Regions from separate parts of the Homo sapiens genome. Here region 2 is linked to region 1. The links are chromatin loops, found by intact Hi-C in ENCODE. Cell type or tissue: GM12878. All regions are shown on one strand. Links, peaks and the distances in the headings refer to the core of each region. The heading gives the core; the rest is flanking DNA. Region 1 overlaps IQCK (IQ motif containing K). Region 2 overlaps IQCK (IQ motif containing K).

Evidence for each region. Peaks named below come from ENCODE experiments on the same cell type or tissue, not always from the same donor. Only the 100,000 strongest peaks of a DNase experiment are listed, where the experiment ranks them.
Region 2: a loop joins it to region 1, with 2.4 times the contacts of the local background. A loop is called at or near these places in 4 of 110 quality-filtered maps.

What each region holds. Positions count from the first base shown.
Region 1 is chr16:19,803,872-19,812,201 of GRCh38, forward strand. The region is part of intron 7 of IQCK (IQ motif containing K); the gene reads left to right. Among named protein-coding and RNA genes, the nearest start is that of IQCK-AS1, 42 kb to the left of the region's middle. In GM12878, for the core only: no CTCF peak of the experiment used is centred there; a DNase peak (open chromatin) is centred at 4,520.
Region 2 is chr16:19,857,309-19,865,574 of GRCh38, forward strand. It overlaps IQCK (IQ motif containing K), which reads left to right. Exons shown (of 9, transcript NM_153208.3): 9 at 1-1,159. GPRC5B (G protein-coupled receptor class C group 5 member B) reads right to left here. Exons shown (of 4, transcript NM_016235.3): 3 at 4,529-4,665; 4 at 1-3,236. The coding sequence ends at 3,192. Among named protein-coding and RNA genes, the nearest start is that of GPRC5B, 23 kb to the right of the region's middle. RefSeq lists enhancers at 878-2,077, 3,351-3,932, 4,513-5,093. In GM12878, for the core only: no CTCF peak of the experiment used is centred there; a DNase peak (open chromatin) is centred at 3,450.

The DNA.
Region 1 (8,330 bases), core at 180-8,179:
TCCTGGCCTTAAGTGATTCTCTCACCTTGGCCCCCCAAAGTGCTGGGATGACAAATGTGGGCCACCGTGCCCAGTCTCTAAATGTAACAACACAGGAGATAGTGTTCTGTAAACTGTAGATGCAGAAATGAATGGTGTCAGTATGGAGGTGATTATATATCAGTGACTTTCCTATTTGAAAAGTACTGGAGGTTCTTTGCCAGGTGCGGCGGCTCACGCCTGTAATCCCAGCACTTTGGGAAGCCGAGGCAGGTGGATCACGAGATCAGGAGTTCCAGACCAGCTTGGCCAATATGGTGAAACCCTGTCTCTACTAAAAATACAAAAAAAAAATTAGCTGGGCATGGTAGTGGATGCCTGTACTTGGGAGGCTGAGGCAGGAGAATCACTTGAACCTGGGAGACAGAGGTTGCAGTGAGTTGAGATCACACCACTGCACTCCAGCCTGGGTGACAGAGGGAGACTTCATCTCAAAAAAAAAATAAAATAAAAAAGTACTTGAGGTTCTATTTCCTAAACAGAGGTAAAAGGTTTGTTGTGTGTATGTGTGTGTGTGGTGGTTTTTTTTGTTGTTGTTGTATTTTGAGACAGGGTCTCACTTTGTCACCTAGGCTGGAGTGCAGTGGTGCAATCTCACCCTACTGCAACCTCCACCTCCCAGGCTCAAACAGCCCTCCCAGTTCAGCCTCCCAAGTAGCTGGGACCACAGCTGTGAGCTACTACACCAGCTGATTTTTGTATTTTTTTAGAGACGAGTCTTGCCATGTTGCCTGGTCTGAAACTCCTGAGCTCAAGCGATCCACTCCCTCCGCCTCCCAAAGTGTTGGGATTACAGGTGTGAGCCACTGCACCTGGCCAGTATTTGTATTTAAAGAAAAACACAATACCAGTGTGGCTGATGGGCTGGCATTTAGCCAAACATTTCTCATTCACAATACTTTCAACCCAGGGTGAGCCCTGAGATGGCAGGACCAAAGAAACCTTTAGGAGTTGGTCTTGATTTGTATTATATTTCATCGTAAAGTTCCAACAATCGTTGTTTAAGCGCCAGATTCTTTTTTCCTTCTGCTTTCTCTTGAGTATGTGGCTTCCCCACATTGTTGGTCTGCTTTCCCCAGCTTCCTCTTCCTCCTTTCCAGAGAGGGGCGTCTCCTGCTGCAGCTGTTCCAGGAAGGGGGGTGGGGGTGCATTTCCTCCCTTTGTGTGAGCTCATTAGCCCTGTCTCTGGCTTTCCTCCGGGGACAGCCAGCCAACCAGGTGAGCCAGTGTCATTTAAAGGAGCACTTCCGTTCTCAGGCAGGGGTTGGTTGTCGTTTCTGGCTGACTTCAGATATGGCCCAGGTGAAGAGAGATGGCATCTGGCACAGAGAATGGCCAGCAGCTTGGTGTATGAGTCACATTTTCCTGGTAAATAGTATGCTGCCTAGATCTCCTGTGCAAGACAATTATTTTTTGATCCTTTGCAATTTGGGGTCTGATTTGAAGGCAATATAGCATCATAGTTAAGCAAGCAGGTGCTACAATGAGATGGATTCATTTGCTAATATTCACTCACTAGTAATTATTGAGTGCTTACAATGTGGCAGGCAGGCATTGTTCTGGATGCTAGGCAACCTGCAGGGAAGGAGACAAAGTCCCTGCCCTCATGGAGCTTGCATTCTTTCAGGAGACTGTAAACAGATACAAATAAATGCATAGTAACATAATGTCAAAGAGTGTGTCAGTTAGCTATTGTCACAATAATGCTGCATAACAAATCACCCCCAAACTCCAAAACTCAGCAGCTCACAATATACATTTACATCTTATAACCACACCATGGGTTCTTCCTGTGTGCTGTACAAACAAAAGCAATTCATAGAAACCAGGCATTGCAGTAAAGAAAGAGTTTAATTGACACGAGGCCAGCCATGCCACATGGGAGACAGAGTTATTACTCAAATCAATATCCCCAAAGGCTCGGAGGCTAGAGGTTTTTCAAAGATAGTTTGGTGGGGTGGGGGGGCTAGGGAATGGGTGCTGCTGATTGGTTGGGGATGAACTCATAGGGGTGTGGAAAGCAGTCCTCATGTGCTGAGTCTACTTCTGGGTGGGGAGCCACAGGACTGGTTGAGTCACAGCACAGGTCTGGGTGAGGCCATCCGGTAGTCAGAAATGCAAAAGCCTGAAAAGACATCTCGGCTACTATTTTAGATGGTGAATTTGGTCAAGGAAGGCCTCTCTGAGAAGGTGTTATTTGATCTGAGACCTGAATGAAGTTCATTCTAGGCAGAAGGAAAAGCACATGCAAAGGCCTGCAGGAGCAGGAGGGTGCTGGATGTATTGAGGACCAGCAAGAGAGTCAGTGTGTAAGTGAGCTGGAGCTGGGCATGGTGGTAGAGGCTAATGGAGGCTAAAGTGAGGGGATGGCTTGAGCCCAGGAGGTTGAGGCTACAGTGAGCTATGATTGCACCACTATACTCCAGCCTGGGTGACAGAGCGAGACTCTCTGTCTAAAAAATACATTATATATATATTAGAAAATAAAAGTGAGGCCAGGCTCAGTGGCTCACACCTGTAATTTCAGCACTTTGGGAGGCTGAGGCGGGCAAATCACTTGAGTACAGGAGTTTGAGACTAGCCTGGGCAACATGGTGAAATGAACTCACTACAAAAAATACAAAAAAAAAATAGCTGAGTGTGGTGGCACACACCTGTAGTCCTAGCTACTTGGGAACCCGAGGTGGAGGATGGCTTGAGCCCGGGAGGCAGAGCTTGCAGTGAGCTGAGATCATGCCACTGCATTCCAGCCTGGGTGACAGAGCAAGACCCTGTCTCAAACCACTCCCCACCCCCCCACCCCCCAAAAAAAGAAAAAATAAAGCAGTGAGCTAGAGGTGAATGGGAGAGGAGATGAGGAAGCAGTCAGGGGACAGATCTTGTAGAATCAAAGGTGAGCTTTCATTTGGATGCTGGAACTTTGGATTTTATTCTGACTGATAAGAAATGATGGGCAGAAGAATGACATGATCTGAGTTTTCATCAGGAAACTGTAGTCAGCATCCACAGTGACTCCCCAATAACCCCCACCCCCTGGGATTCCCATTACTGGGGAGTCTCTTCCCACATTGTATCAGGGTTAATATGTGTGGCAGTAGAATATGGCAGAAATAATGGTGTGCCACATCCAAGATTAGGTTATTAAAGACACAGCAGTCTTGTGCTCACTTGTTCTCTCCCTCTGGGATCATTCCCTCTGGAGGATGCCAGCTGGTCTTGATCATCCCTATGGGGGCACCTACATGGCAAGAAACTGAGGCCTCTAGCCAACAGCCATGGGAGGGAGCCATTGTGGAAGTGGATCCTCCAGCCCAGTCAAGCCTTCAGATGATTGCAGGCCCAGCTGACATCCTAACTGCAGCCTCAACCCTAAGCCAGAATGCCCCAGCTAAGCTGCTCCTATGTTCCTAATCTTCAGAAATTGTGTTGTTTCTTAAACCTGCCACGCCTGGGGGATGTTTGTTATGCAGCAATGGAGACCAATACAATAACTCAGGCTGCTGCAGAGAGAACAGATTGTAAGAGGATAAAAGTAGAAGCAGGAAAACTTGTAATATTTGTTTGCATCCTTGCTACTCAAATTATGGTCCAAGAACCAGTGCTATTATCATCATCAACTGGCATCTGGTTGGCATGCAGAATCTCAGGCCCCATCCAGACCTCCTGAATCAAAATCTGCATCTTTACATGGTTCCCAGGAGAGTCTTTGCATGCTGAAGTTTGAGAAGCAGCCCTATGGGTGACAGCCTAGTAGGGTGCCATGATCTGGGTTTTAATCCTGGCTTGCCAACAATGTGACCTTCAGTACATCACTTAATTTTCCTAAGCCTCAGTTTCCTTTCTTGTAAAATGGGGATAATAATATTGCTGCTGTCACAGGGTCATATGTGAGGGCATAAATGAAATGGTGCAGGTTGCACAGTGCTTGGCACATGGTTAAGGGCTCATAAGTATTAGCTCTGTATTGGCTGGGTCTGATCCATGCATTTTCTCCCTAAGAATATATTCCTGATCATTTCCTGATGATGTTCCTTAAATGAGTATTTTTTTTAATTCCCTGTCAAAGAAAATCCTGTTTTGTTTTTTTTAAAAAAACATCCTTGAGCTCATCAAGAAAACTTTTGTCTGTGCCCAGCATGATTCCAGCCATACCCCAGAATGAAGGCGCCTGGTTTCCATGGTCTGTTTCTAGGCCCAGTTCTCAGGGCAATTTTCAGGGCCACCCGGCAGGCCAAAATAGGCCACAGCACTATAAATAGTGGATTTGGGCTGCTTCGGGCCTGACTTCTCAGGTCAGGCCCTTCCCTTCCCCCTGCCTGCTCCTGTAGTTGTTTAAACATACTCTGGGTTAGAGCTGCAAGTGTATTTTCCTTAATATGCCCAGAAAATGTCTTGCCAACTTGCCAGGCTATCAGCAAAACTCCCTTTTTATTTGCTCAGTCACAATGTACCCCCAGTATGTGACGAAAACTGATAAACCACACTCCAGGTTTCACTCAGTGGTTCACACAGGGTTCACTGCAGTGAACTGGCTCCAGGGCTCAGGGATTTGAGAAGCCTGAGTGCCACCCTGCCTCTCTTGCCATGTGACCTTGTATGAGTATTTCACTTCTCAGAGCCTCATTTTCCTTATCTGTACGTGAGGCTGATAATAATAAGGAATTCTAGTTCCTAGGGTGGTTGTGTGGAGTAAATGAGAAACCTGTATATTAGCAGGACTGGTTATATATTAATTTGCAGGGCCCAGAGGAAAATGAAAATGCGGGGCTCCTTGTTCAAAGTGATTAAGAATTTCTAGATAGTGTCAGCAGAGCATAAAATAAGTGTGAGGCCCTTGTAAGCATGAGTCCTGTGCAGTTGCACAGGGCAGTGCCCATGAAGCCAGGCCTGCATGTGAGCCACCTAGTACCCTGCCTGGGGTTAGCACCAGCCAAATCTCCAACTTTCCTAGGGTCATTTTTTTTAGACAGAGTTTTCACTCTTGTTGTCCAGGCTGGAGTGCAATGGCGCAATCTTGGCTCTCTGCAACCTCTGCCTCCTGGGTTTAAGTGATTCTCTTGCCTCAGCCTCCCAAGTAGCCTGGATTACAGGCATGCGCCACCACGGCCAGCTAATTTTCTGTATTTAGTAGAGACGGGGTTTCACCATGTTGGTCAGGCTGGTCTCGAACTCCTGACCTCAGGTGATCCACCTGCCTCAGCCTCCCACAGTGCTGGGATTACAGGCGTAAGCCACCACACCCAGCCACATCCTTTTCTTTTAAGGGCTAACCAGTTTCCCTCCAGGGCAAAGTTTAAGGGTAAATTGCGCAGCTGCAATCTAGTCCCTTCTGCTGAGTAACAAACCACTCTAATATTTAGTGACTTAAAACCACAGCAGTTGATTGTTTTTCATGACGTGTGTTAGCTGGGTAGTTCCTCTACTGGTCTCACCTAGACTCGATCATGTAGCTACATTCAGCTGGTGACCTGGCTGGGCTGGAATGTCCAAGCTGGCCTCACATGTCTGGCAGGTGGTGCTGGCTGCTGGCTGGGGCACCACAGTTCTCCTCCATGTGGCTTCTCATCCTCCAGTAAACCACATCAGCTTCCTTAAATTGTAGCAGATACAATCCAGGGGACAAAAACAAAAACTTCAAGCCTTCTGGAAGTTGCACAACACAGCACTTCAGTTACTGTCTATCTGTCAAAGCCAGTCATGAGCCTTGCCTAGATTCAAGAGAGAGGTGATAGACTCCCTCATTCAATGAGAAGCACGACAATGTTTTCAAGGGGATAGGGACCCAGGAAGATGTGATTCAATGGGGCACAGTGCAGCGGTTCTCCGACTTTAGCCCACATCATAATTATCCAGAGGGCCTGTTAACACACAGCCGATGGGCCCCACCCCCAGAAAACTGGAGTCAGTAGGAGTGGAGTGGGGCCTGAGAACTTGTGTTTCAAACAAGTTCTCAGGTGATGCAGATGCTGCCAGTCTACGGATCCGACTTTGAGAGCTGGCAGAGGAGTTAAGTGTCCACACGTGAGGGCAGTGGTGCTCAACCTTGACTGTACATTAGAAACACCAGGGCGGCGATAACAATCCTGAAGCCAGCAGTTAAATCAGAAGCTGTGGTGGTACGACTCAGCCTTCAGTGGGTTTTTTTTAGAGCACCCCCAAGAGAGTCCAGTGGGCAGCCAAGCTAAGAACTGCTACTTTAGAGTTAGGCCATGTAGGTTCAAGTGCTGGCTACAGTATGCACAAGTTTAGGCAAGTTATTCTACCTCTCCTTGACTCGGTTTCCTCTTTGAAAATAGGGATGTTCGGCCAGGCGCGGTGGCTCATGCCTGTAATCCCAGCACTTTGGGAGGCCGAGGCGGGCGGATCACGAGGTCAGGAGATTGAGACCATCCTGGCTAACACGGTGAAACCCTGTCTATACTAAAAAATACAAAAAATTAGCCGGGTGTGGTGGCGGGTGCCTGTAGTCCCAGCTACTCAGGAGGCTGAGGCAGGAGAATGGTGTCAACCCAGGAGGTGGAGCTTGCAGTGAGCCGAGATCGTGCCACTGCACTCCAGCCTGGGTGACAGAGTGAGACTCCGTCTCAAAAAAAAAAAAAGAAAAAGAAAATAGAGATGGTAGCCAGGTATGGTGGTTCACACCTGTAATCCCAGCACTTTGGGAGGCCAAGGCGGGCGGATCACCTGAGGTCAGGAGTTTGAGACTAGCCTGGCCAACATGGCGAAACCCTCTACTAAAAATACAAAAAGCTAGGCACAGTGGTGGGCGCCTGTAATCCCAGCTACTCAGAAGGCTGAGGCAGGAGAATCACTTGAACCTGGGAGGCGGAAGTTGTAGTGAGCCAAGATCGTGCCACTGCACTTCAGCCTGGGTGACAGAGCAAGACTCCAGCAAAAAAAAAAAAAAGAAAGAAAATGGGGATGGCAATAGTTTCTAATTTGTATGGTTGTTCTGAGAATTAAAAGTTAATATGTATAAAAGTCTTAAAATAGTGCTGGCACTATTATGTAATGAAAGTACTACGTAAAAGTCAGCTCTTGAATACGTATTAGTGGTAAAGAAGAGATCAAGGCATTGAAGGCATTGTACGGTCTGGGTACAGTGGCTCACGCCTGTAATCCCAACACTTTGGGAGGCAGAAGCTAGTGGATTGCTTGAGTTCAGGAGCTTGAGACCAGCCTGGGGAACATGGCAAAACCTGGTCTCTACAAAAAATATAAAAATCAGCCAGGTGTAGTGGTGCATGCCCGTGGTCCCAGCTACTCGGGAGAATGGCTTGAGCCCAGGAGGTTGAAGCCGCAGTGAGCCCAGATCATGCCACTGCACTCAAGCCTGGGTGACAGAGCGAGACCCTGTCTCAAAACAACAACAATGCATTGTACAATGATATGGTCTCTAGCATAGCAAACTTTGCTGTAGTTTAACCCTGTAAATCATTGGAAAGTTTATCAAATACCTTAAATGCTTTTGCAACTTATTCATTCCCTGGTTATTTGGGTAAACAAGTACAGCGAACAGTTGGATGAACTTTATCTGAACTATTATCACTGAGCTGTTGGGGGAAATTCCGTCTTTTCCAAATCTGTACTGCGATATAGTCTTATTATTAAAGGGACTTTAACAAAAAATAGGTGTGGCTTCCTGGGAGGCCTCTTTATATCTGGCACTGCAAAGACGACCCCACCAAAAAGCAGCTGCTCTTCATGAGTCACAGAGATAGTGCCTTGCTGACTATACATTAATGACCTGAGCAGTCCTTTTTGACTCAGATTTTGTGGATTTGAAATAATCAACGTGCCATTCATGTGAGCAAGAACTGAAAGTTGTACAGATGTTAGGATGCTAAGTCTTGTAACATTAAGTTCATTCTTAACATTCTGTTTATTAGAACAGTGTTCCCCAAACTTTTCAGATCATTAGAATCACCTAGGTTTCTTCCTGAACATGCTGAAACCTTGGTTCTACCTCACACATACTCAATCAGTACCTACAGGGAAAGGGTCTGGGATTCTGTTTTGAACAAGTACCTTCAGTGATCTCAGTGTCATCAGGTAAATTTAGGAAATAGCCTTAATTTTTTTTTTTTTTTTTTTTGAGACAGAGTCTCACTCTGTTGCCCAGACTAGAGTACAGTGGTGCAAACTCGGCTCACTGCAGTCTCTGCCTCCCGGGTTCAAGCAATTCTTCTGCCTTAGCCTCCCCAGTGGCTGGGATTACAGGCGTGCACCACCACACCCACTGATTTTTGTAGTTTTAGTAGAGATGGAGTTTCACCATGTTGGCCAAGCTG
Region 2 (8,266 bases), core at 267-8,266, 54 kb after region 1:
AGCCTTTATTTTTGTGTTAAGAACAGCATTTTGAAAATAAAACCTATCTGCCCATGGTTTACAGCCTTTTAAATTTGTAATATTTATATAGTCGTTTATGGTACATATTGATTGTCTTGAAATTTCTTTAACTTCTTTTTTATAAGTATGCAACAGTCAGCCGGGGGAAGATAAAGGTACATTATAAAACACACATTAATGCATTTAATAAATATATATTATCTATCAAAAGTGAGCCTTAGCTCTTCATCAGTTAATAAAAAGCACCTGCTGAGAACTCCTGTAAGCTGGTATCATCATTGCATCATTGGATTATAAAAGCCACAATGCTCCCTTTCAACTTGGGGTTTGGCCTGAGGCGTTCAACTCAGCCTTGGCCAACCGAGACCACCACCCGAGTTCACCCTTGTTCAGTGGGTCCTGACGGCATCTGGGCTAAAAAAAAAAAAAAAAAAAAGCACTGGGCGCCCAGCTTCCAACAACCAGATCTTCAACTCTGGAATCCCTGGAGATGCACAGAACTTCCCAGTTTGTAAGCTGTCAGAGCTGACTCCCTTCTCTTCCCACCCTCCACCTCCAGTGGGGAGAAATCCAGGCTAGAATGACAATTTTCTATTAAAAGGGGGGACAAGAGTGGCTGTTATAGACCCAAAGCGATTTTAATAACCAGACACGGAACAATTTGTGCTTACAATGAGAGATTTTGATCACAGATGCTCTCCTCCCGGGTCGTTTTCCCCAAACGAGTCTTGTTTACACACGCAGATCTTAAACAGAGGTGCCATTTAATTTTGTCTTTAAACCTTGCTCCACGGGGGGCAGCTGGCTGCTACAGTCTCTTGGCAAAGATGTCTCTTGATACTTTTCAGGTGTAGTCATTAGAAAAAGAACAGCTCTCTCCCTTCTCCTCTCACTCCCGCCTCCGCCCCCATTATGAAGGCGTTCAGCCCACTCTCAACCTTAAAAGCCAAAATAAAACAAAACCCTAAGTGCGATAACATATCAGATTTAAAAGGGGGGAAAAAGGTCTCATTAAATGAGGCTTCCCATGGCTCAAAGATGGCTCTGTTCTTATGCTGGGGAAGCACGACTTTCCATGGCAGCCATTTGTGCTGTGCTCACCTTATATGCTTGGACAATAAAGAACTTAGAAAACGAACGTGTGAATTGCTCCATCGTGTGAATGGTATCAGAAAGCTCCAAAGGACTCCAGAGAGCGGGGGTGAGTAACCATTTCCTGGCACGAGAATGTGTAATGCTGTCGTTTTTTCACCGGACAGGACCGAGGTGTTTGAAGATTTCTTTCTTTTCAGAATACCGGGTCCGCATGCAACCGCCCCCACCCCCACCCCAGGTCCTAGCTTCATTCCCTCCCACCCCTCCCCAGGACTCTTACGTTTTCTGTCCACGCAATGACTGGAACGGGATTCTCTAGAAGCAAGCACATGCTCTGGGCAGAGGCGGGGTGCTTCCGGGGAGGTCAGGTGGGGGTGGCATTCTGGGGCCATGCGTTTTCTTCCCCATGCGTGGTAACACAAGGAAATGTACTAACTGTTAAGGAAAACTCGAAGGCGGGTCACACAGGGAGGGCCAGATTGGCCTTACTTTCCCCAGTGCTTTGCAAGGATGGGGTGGGGAGGGGAGACAGCAGAGACTAGGGCCTTGAGAAATATCAAAAGGTTTATTGAAACATACTCAGCTCAGACGTACTGGCTTATGAAGCGGTCAGTCCTCCCCCGGCCCCCAAACACTAACCTTTTTCATTTTTCTTTAAAGGTTAAAGGCTTATGGGTAGTTTTATAGAAAAAGCAATGTAGTGATTAGAGTATCTGCAGAAGGACCCACCCTCATTTATACATTCCATGCCGTCAGGTTAAAACTCTGCTTTGAATCGATGCTAGAGGTTATGCTGGCCAAACAGTGCAGAGAACATGGGGGCTTTGAATGGCCGAGATGTTCGAAATGCTAAATAACAAAGGAATGACTTGCTCAGGACAGATGGAAACCATGACAGAAACAATGGGCTTGGAAAAGGGCTGTTTTCATGGAACCTGCAGAAAAACCAAAACAAAATATCCCCCACACCCTCCAAAAGCAACAAGAAACCCTCATGTGATCCATTCCATCCAGGAATTTTCACCATAGCAACGGAAAGGACCCGAGGTGTCACTGCTTGTGAGGCAGCGAGAGGTCATCTCTGCATCCTAGTGGGAACCCCTGAAGCCCTGCTAGGTGACATCATCGCGGAAAACCTGCCGTGGTGCCTGCCTTCCAACCTGCCTCCCGGAGGGGCTTTCAGCTGGAGACCCCATTGGAGCTCTTGAAATGAATAAGGGAATAAAATTGGGAGAGGATTTGGAGATACACCCGTAAGTGTAGGAACAGGGCGAGATGATCAAGGGAAGAAGGGACTGCTGCCCCAAGCCAGAATATTTCTATGGCTCTACAAGGGAAGGGGCGGGGCCTGTGTTCTCACCATAGACACTAGAGCAAGAGCCCCATAGAAGGAACAGTGGTTGATCACTTTCCAAATGTGATGGTCACTTCATCACCCAGAGGGCCTCTTCTTTGGCACATGCCAGGGTCCCTCCACCTCTACTGGCTATAAAGCTCACCCCACGATTCAGTTGGGCCTCACCTTGGAATCCCACCCACAACCTCCTTAACTCTCCTGACCCCCCTGAAATGTGCAAACCACCAGGCAAGCCGGTGGCAAAGTCCCCATTTGTCCTCAACGCAACGGTCATCTCCAAGAGGCTACCTGGGGTCCAGCACTTGCTGGGGAGAGGTGATAAGAGTGGGAGCCCCCCACCTCCAACCAACACCAGTCTGGCCCACCAGCTGTGAATTTGGTTCTGTTCTACCCCCAGAGGATGAAACAGTCTTCCCAGCCACATTTTCCAGTGAGCCTAATACTATTTGCAATTAGCTTTGCTTTAGTTTGCGGGGATTGAGGTTGGTCTGGTATTACGTGTCTGTGTGTGTGGCAGGGGAGGGGCGGGCAGTCGGTGTTAGCTTTTCAGTTCGTCAGTGTTCACATTTACACGAAATCCCCTTGGCTAGGATTTCCAAATTTCCTGGCTGTGAGGCGGCCTGGTTCGGCAACTGTTACCGATTTCTCCCTCAAGAAAGACACAGCCAGGGAGGCAAATCGGTAAGAGAAATTCTGATTCTCTGGAACTTAAAGTCTTTCACCAAAGGTGTCTTCCTGTGTGACTTGGCGGAGCAGTTGGGATCTGGAATAACACATAAGGATAACACACTGAGAACTCTGTGCTTTGCAAAGTCAACACTAGAAACCGATGCGTAAACAACGCGGCAAAAATAAGTTACCTTGCTTTTACCTAGATGGGTCGAATAATTCCCAGGAGAGGCAGCAATGACTGTGAGTCATGCTGCTGTGGTTCTTGGGAAGCCCAGCTCCCTTTTCTATAACCATCCACCCGTAAGGAATGTAAGTTCAACTCATTCACTTTCAGTCTTGACTATTTTTTCACACACTGGCCTTGAAGGAACCAGGAGGGCTTAAGAGTGACGGATGGGGGCTTTTCTAAGCATATTTATTATAACACACAGGCCGAATGCTTGTGAATCAGGCTTTTCTTGGCTCGGGACAATAAAACAGCCCAGTCGTTGGCAGGGGGTTTTAAGAATGCAAATCTGTGATTCTGTCTTTGAGCCTGTTCCAAACCAATGCAAACCAATGCCTAGCATACCATTCAAAAGGCCAGGAAAACCTAAATTCCCTCTAGAGATCAAAGACCATCCCTGATTTACATAAAAAAAAAAAAAAAAAGAAGAATGCTCAGGTTGAGTTATGGAGTTGGAACATGATATAAAGAATGGAAACCCAATTTACACATGTAAACTGGCTCAGACCTTGTTTCTGAAAGAAGCATGTAGCTATGTTTGGAAATTAAATGTGGAGATGAGAGTGCATCTTTGGATTGCTGGAGAAACAAAATGGTGTCATTCCAAGGAGGCAAACGTAAACAATGACAATTCTGCTGAAGGTCTGTTTGGCATCAGATAGTAGTAAACCTGCTTCTGTGTTTGAGGGAGAGAAACAGTAACTGCTTCAATTTCTTAAGACATCTCTTAGGGAATGGGAGAACCTGGTACCCAGCTGGGGAGGAGTCAACAGAGGGGTGACCGGGGACCTTAAACTAGGCTGGATGTCAGCAAAATCTGCTAGGGGCGCTCCATCATTCTGGGCTTTTTCCAAAAGTCACCTCCCAGGGACAGAGTGAAAGCCAAATAATTCACTGGGTCCAACAGCCTCAAGGATTACAAACTCTTTCAAACGAATCTACAGATGGTTTTCTAAATAGAGGTGGGTATTCTGTGTGTGGAGAAAAGGGGTAGAAAGGGAAAGAAGAAAAATAAAAGCATTGCATGCGTTTGAGCTGTGGCGGTCCTTGCAGGCCACATGGGCAGCCTCCATGGAGGAGTATGTCCCTGTTGAAGCTGCTCCCCGACACCGTAGACTCCTAGGCTTCCTACCCCCACATCACATCTTGATACTTACGGTCCCACCGTTGAGCACGACGGCCATCTCAGTTGGCTGATACACGTTGCTTCTAAACGGAGCGCTGGGTCTTTTCCCCAAGCTGCCACTGGGTCTTTTTCCCAAGCTGCCGTTGGGAAATCCTGCTGTTCGGAGAGCTGGGGGAGGGAGGGATTGGCAAGACAACATTGCCAAAAAAAAGACACAATTTTGTTTTCTTCCCCTGCAACAACAGCGCGCTCCGGGCACCCCCATCCACCCAACCCAGTGGCTCCTCCCCTTTGTCACAAGCCTGATTCAAAACAAAAGTCACAAAGGGGCTTTGTTCTCAGGCTCTCTAGGAGCCTGACCCATCTCAGTGGGTTTGGGAAAAGCTGCTGTAGAGACCAGGGGAAGGAGGCCCATGGTTGGGCCTCTGGTTCCCCCTCCAAGCCACGCAGCCTCTGCAGGCCGCGGGTGACAGGCGCCTTCTCACTACAGAAAGCCATTCATGTAAAGTTCAGCATCACACTACTCAAAACTGCTTGCTGTTTCTGGACACACACTGAGGAGGAAGCTGCTAAGAGTCTTCACTGGAAAGTGACCAGGGATGAGAACAGGGGGACTCTAACCACATGTGTAGGGTTATTCCAAACAAGAATAAAAGGGAGACCTAAAGCCAAGATGGCATGTCGGCACTTTTTCCCTCTGAAAGATGGGTAAAACCGGTGTTTCTTATTTACTGAACTTTTAGAGATTTGAACTTCCTTTTTGTTAAAGAAAAGCTAACATGAAAAGACATGGAGGAATCTAACAAACAAAAAAAAAGGGTAGAAGCCGGGCGCAGTGGCTCAAGCCTGTAATCCCTAATCCTAGCATTTTGGGAGGCCAAGGCGGGTGGATCACTTGAGGTCAGGAGTTCGAGACCAGCCTGGCCAACATGGCAAAACCCCCTCTACTAATAATACAAAAATTAGCCGGGTATGGTGGTGCACACCTGTAATCCCAGCTACTCGGGAGGCTGCAGCACAAGAATCGCTTGAACCCGGGAGGTTAAGGTTGCAGTGAGCCAAGATTGCACCACTGCACTCCAGCCTGGTGAAATTGTGTCTCACACACAAAAAGTCTTCCCTGAAGGGAGCCACTTTTCTGGCTAAAAAGCAACAAGAGAGCTTGTTTTTGCTTTTGTTTGTTTGTTTTGCAAATTACTTGGGGCAGGGACCAAAATCACCTTAGTTATACAGTTAAGCTTCACAGAGCGCCAACCAGGAGCCAGGCACTGTGCAAAGTACTTTATATATATTAACCATTAACTCATTTAATTTTCTTTCTTTCTTTTCAACTCATTTAATTTTCATCGCACGATAGCTACTTTTTTTTTTTTTGACAAGTTATTGCTGTTGTCCAGGCTAGAATGCAGTGGCACGATCATAGCTCACTGCAGCCTTGAACTCCCAGGCTCAAGTGGTCCTCCTGCCTCAACCTCCAGAGTAGCTGGGACTACAGACACATGCCACCATGCGTGGCTAATTTTTTAATATTTTTTTTTAGAGACGGGGTCTCACTTTGTTGCCCAGGCTGACTATATGTACTTTCATTATGTCCACTTTGCTTGGGGCACTTTGCTTGGGGCCCAAGGTCACACAGCTGGTAAGGGGCACAGTCAGCATTGGGACCCAGGCAAGGAATCTGTGTTCTTTTTTTTTTTTTTTTTTTTTTTGAGACAAGAGTCTCGCTCTGTCGCCCAGGCTGGAGTGCAGTGGTGCAATCTCGGCTCACTGCAACCTCCACCTGCCAGATTCCAGCGATTCTCCTGCCTCAGCCTCCTGAGTAAAGTAGCTAGGACCACAAGCACGTGCCACCATGCCCAGCTAATTTTTGTGTTTTTAGTAGAGACAGGGTTTCACCATGTTGGCCAAGCTGGTGTCAAACTCCTGACCAAGTGATCCACCCACCTCGGCCTCCCAAAGTGCTGGGATTACAGGCATGAGTCACTGTGCCCAGCTGGCATTCGATTCTTATAGGACCTCAAACCCTACTGTGAATTGTGGATGTGAGGGATCTAGGTTGCACGCTTCTTATGAGAATCTAATGCTTGACAATCTAAGGTGGAACAGTTTCATCCTGAAACCGCCCCCCAACCCCCCCGCAACCTTGATCCATGGAAAGATTGTCCGTGGTGCCAAAAAGTTTGGGGACAGCTGCTTTAGCCTACTCACATTGGATTTTTTATTACTTGCAACTTACTTCAAGAAGCCCAACTAACACCCTACCCACACCTGGGCCAGAGACAAAGGCAAGCCAGGCTCACCCACCTTGCTTAGGACCTCTCCTAAGACAAGAGGTCCCCTTAGGAATCAAAGCTCAAATGGCTGGATGCCAGCCTTTTCTTGCATAGACCCTGCATGTGATGCCAGGCTGGCCTTGCCCCCAAAGCCAACTCGGGGCCTTCTAGCAAGAAGCAAAAAGTTGTTTTAAATAGGCCTTGGCCCTAATGAGATCTGACAGCCCAAAGCCCCTAATAGAGGAAAGAACACTTTTCTTTCTTGCTCTGTTGAAAGCCAACATTTCATGTGCCTTGTTAATGCTTTCCAAGATGTGATTCGAGGTGCTACATCTCTCAGTGTATTTTAATCTTTTATCACATACCTTATGCCTTGTTGATACTTACTAATAAGCAGCAGGTGGGTGAAGTTGTATCTATCTGAGGTCTCACTCAGTGGAAGGATATAGGGTGTGGAGGCTTCTGGGGCTTGGCAAAGCCACAGGCCAGCCTGGAGAATGCCCTTCCCACCGCATGAGCATGTCAAGGATGGACTCTCAAAGGAAGAGAGCCCAAAAGGCTAAAATGCAAGAGAAACTGGGCCAACCATAGCTCCTGGGCACCGGCGATTCTGTGAGACCCAAGGGCTCAAGGATAAGGCCTCTGCCTCATGGGGCCTGGTTCCTAAAATACAAGCTGGCTGAGGTCAGCACCAAAGATGCCAACGGCTGCTCCTCCTGTGGCAAGGGAGCATGCCAGATAGTCCCCAGCCAGCAAAGCAAGGGTTTCTAGAACAAAGGCCATCTAGCCAGGACTCCAACTTAGCCTTTCTGTGGGAGCTTTGCCCGGTCTCATTTTTTTTTTTTTTTTTTTGTCAGGGTCTCTGTCTCAGGCTGGGGTACAGTGGTGTGAATACGGCTCATTGCAGCCTCGACCTCCGTAGCTCAAGTCACTCTCTCACCTCAGCCTCCCAAGTAGCAGGGACTACAGGCACACGCCACCATGCCTGGCTTATTTTTAGTTTTTTTTTTTGTAGAGACAGGGTCTCCCTATGCTACTCAGGCTGGTCTCAAAATTCCTGAGCTCAAGTAATCCTCCTGCCTCAGCCTCCCAAAGAGCTGGGATACAGTTGTGAGCCACTGCACCCAGCTTCATGTGAATTTTGGTGGACACACATTTGGGATGATTCAAAAGAAGTCTATTTTTAAAAAGGTCTGACAACACCCAAGGTTGCTGAAGAGGTGGAGAGATGGGGCTTCGATGCGTTTATCAAGGGGAAGGACAGTCCACTGGTCTACCTTTCTGGGGTGCCATCTGGCCATATGTACAGTAATTCCTCACTTGATGCCATCAAAAGGTTCTTGAAAACTCTGACTTTAAGTGAAGGAACATACAAGAGATCCTCAAATAGTGTCATTGTTTTGCTACTGAAATTGATGAGGAAAAAACTGGCTTTATTATACATCATTTCACTTAAAGTCGCAGTTTACAAGAACCTGCTAATAATGTCAAGTGAG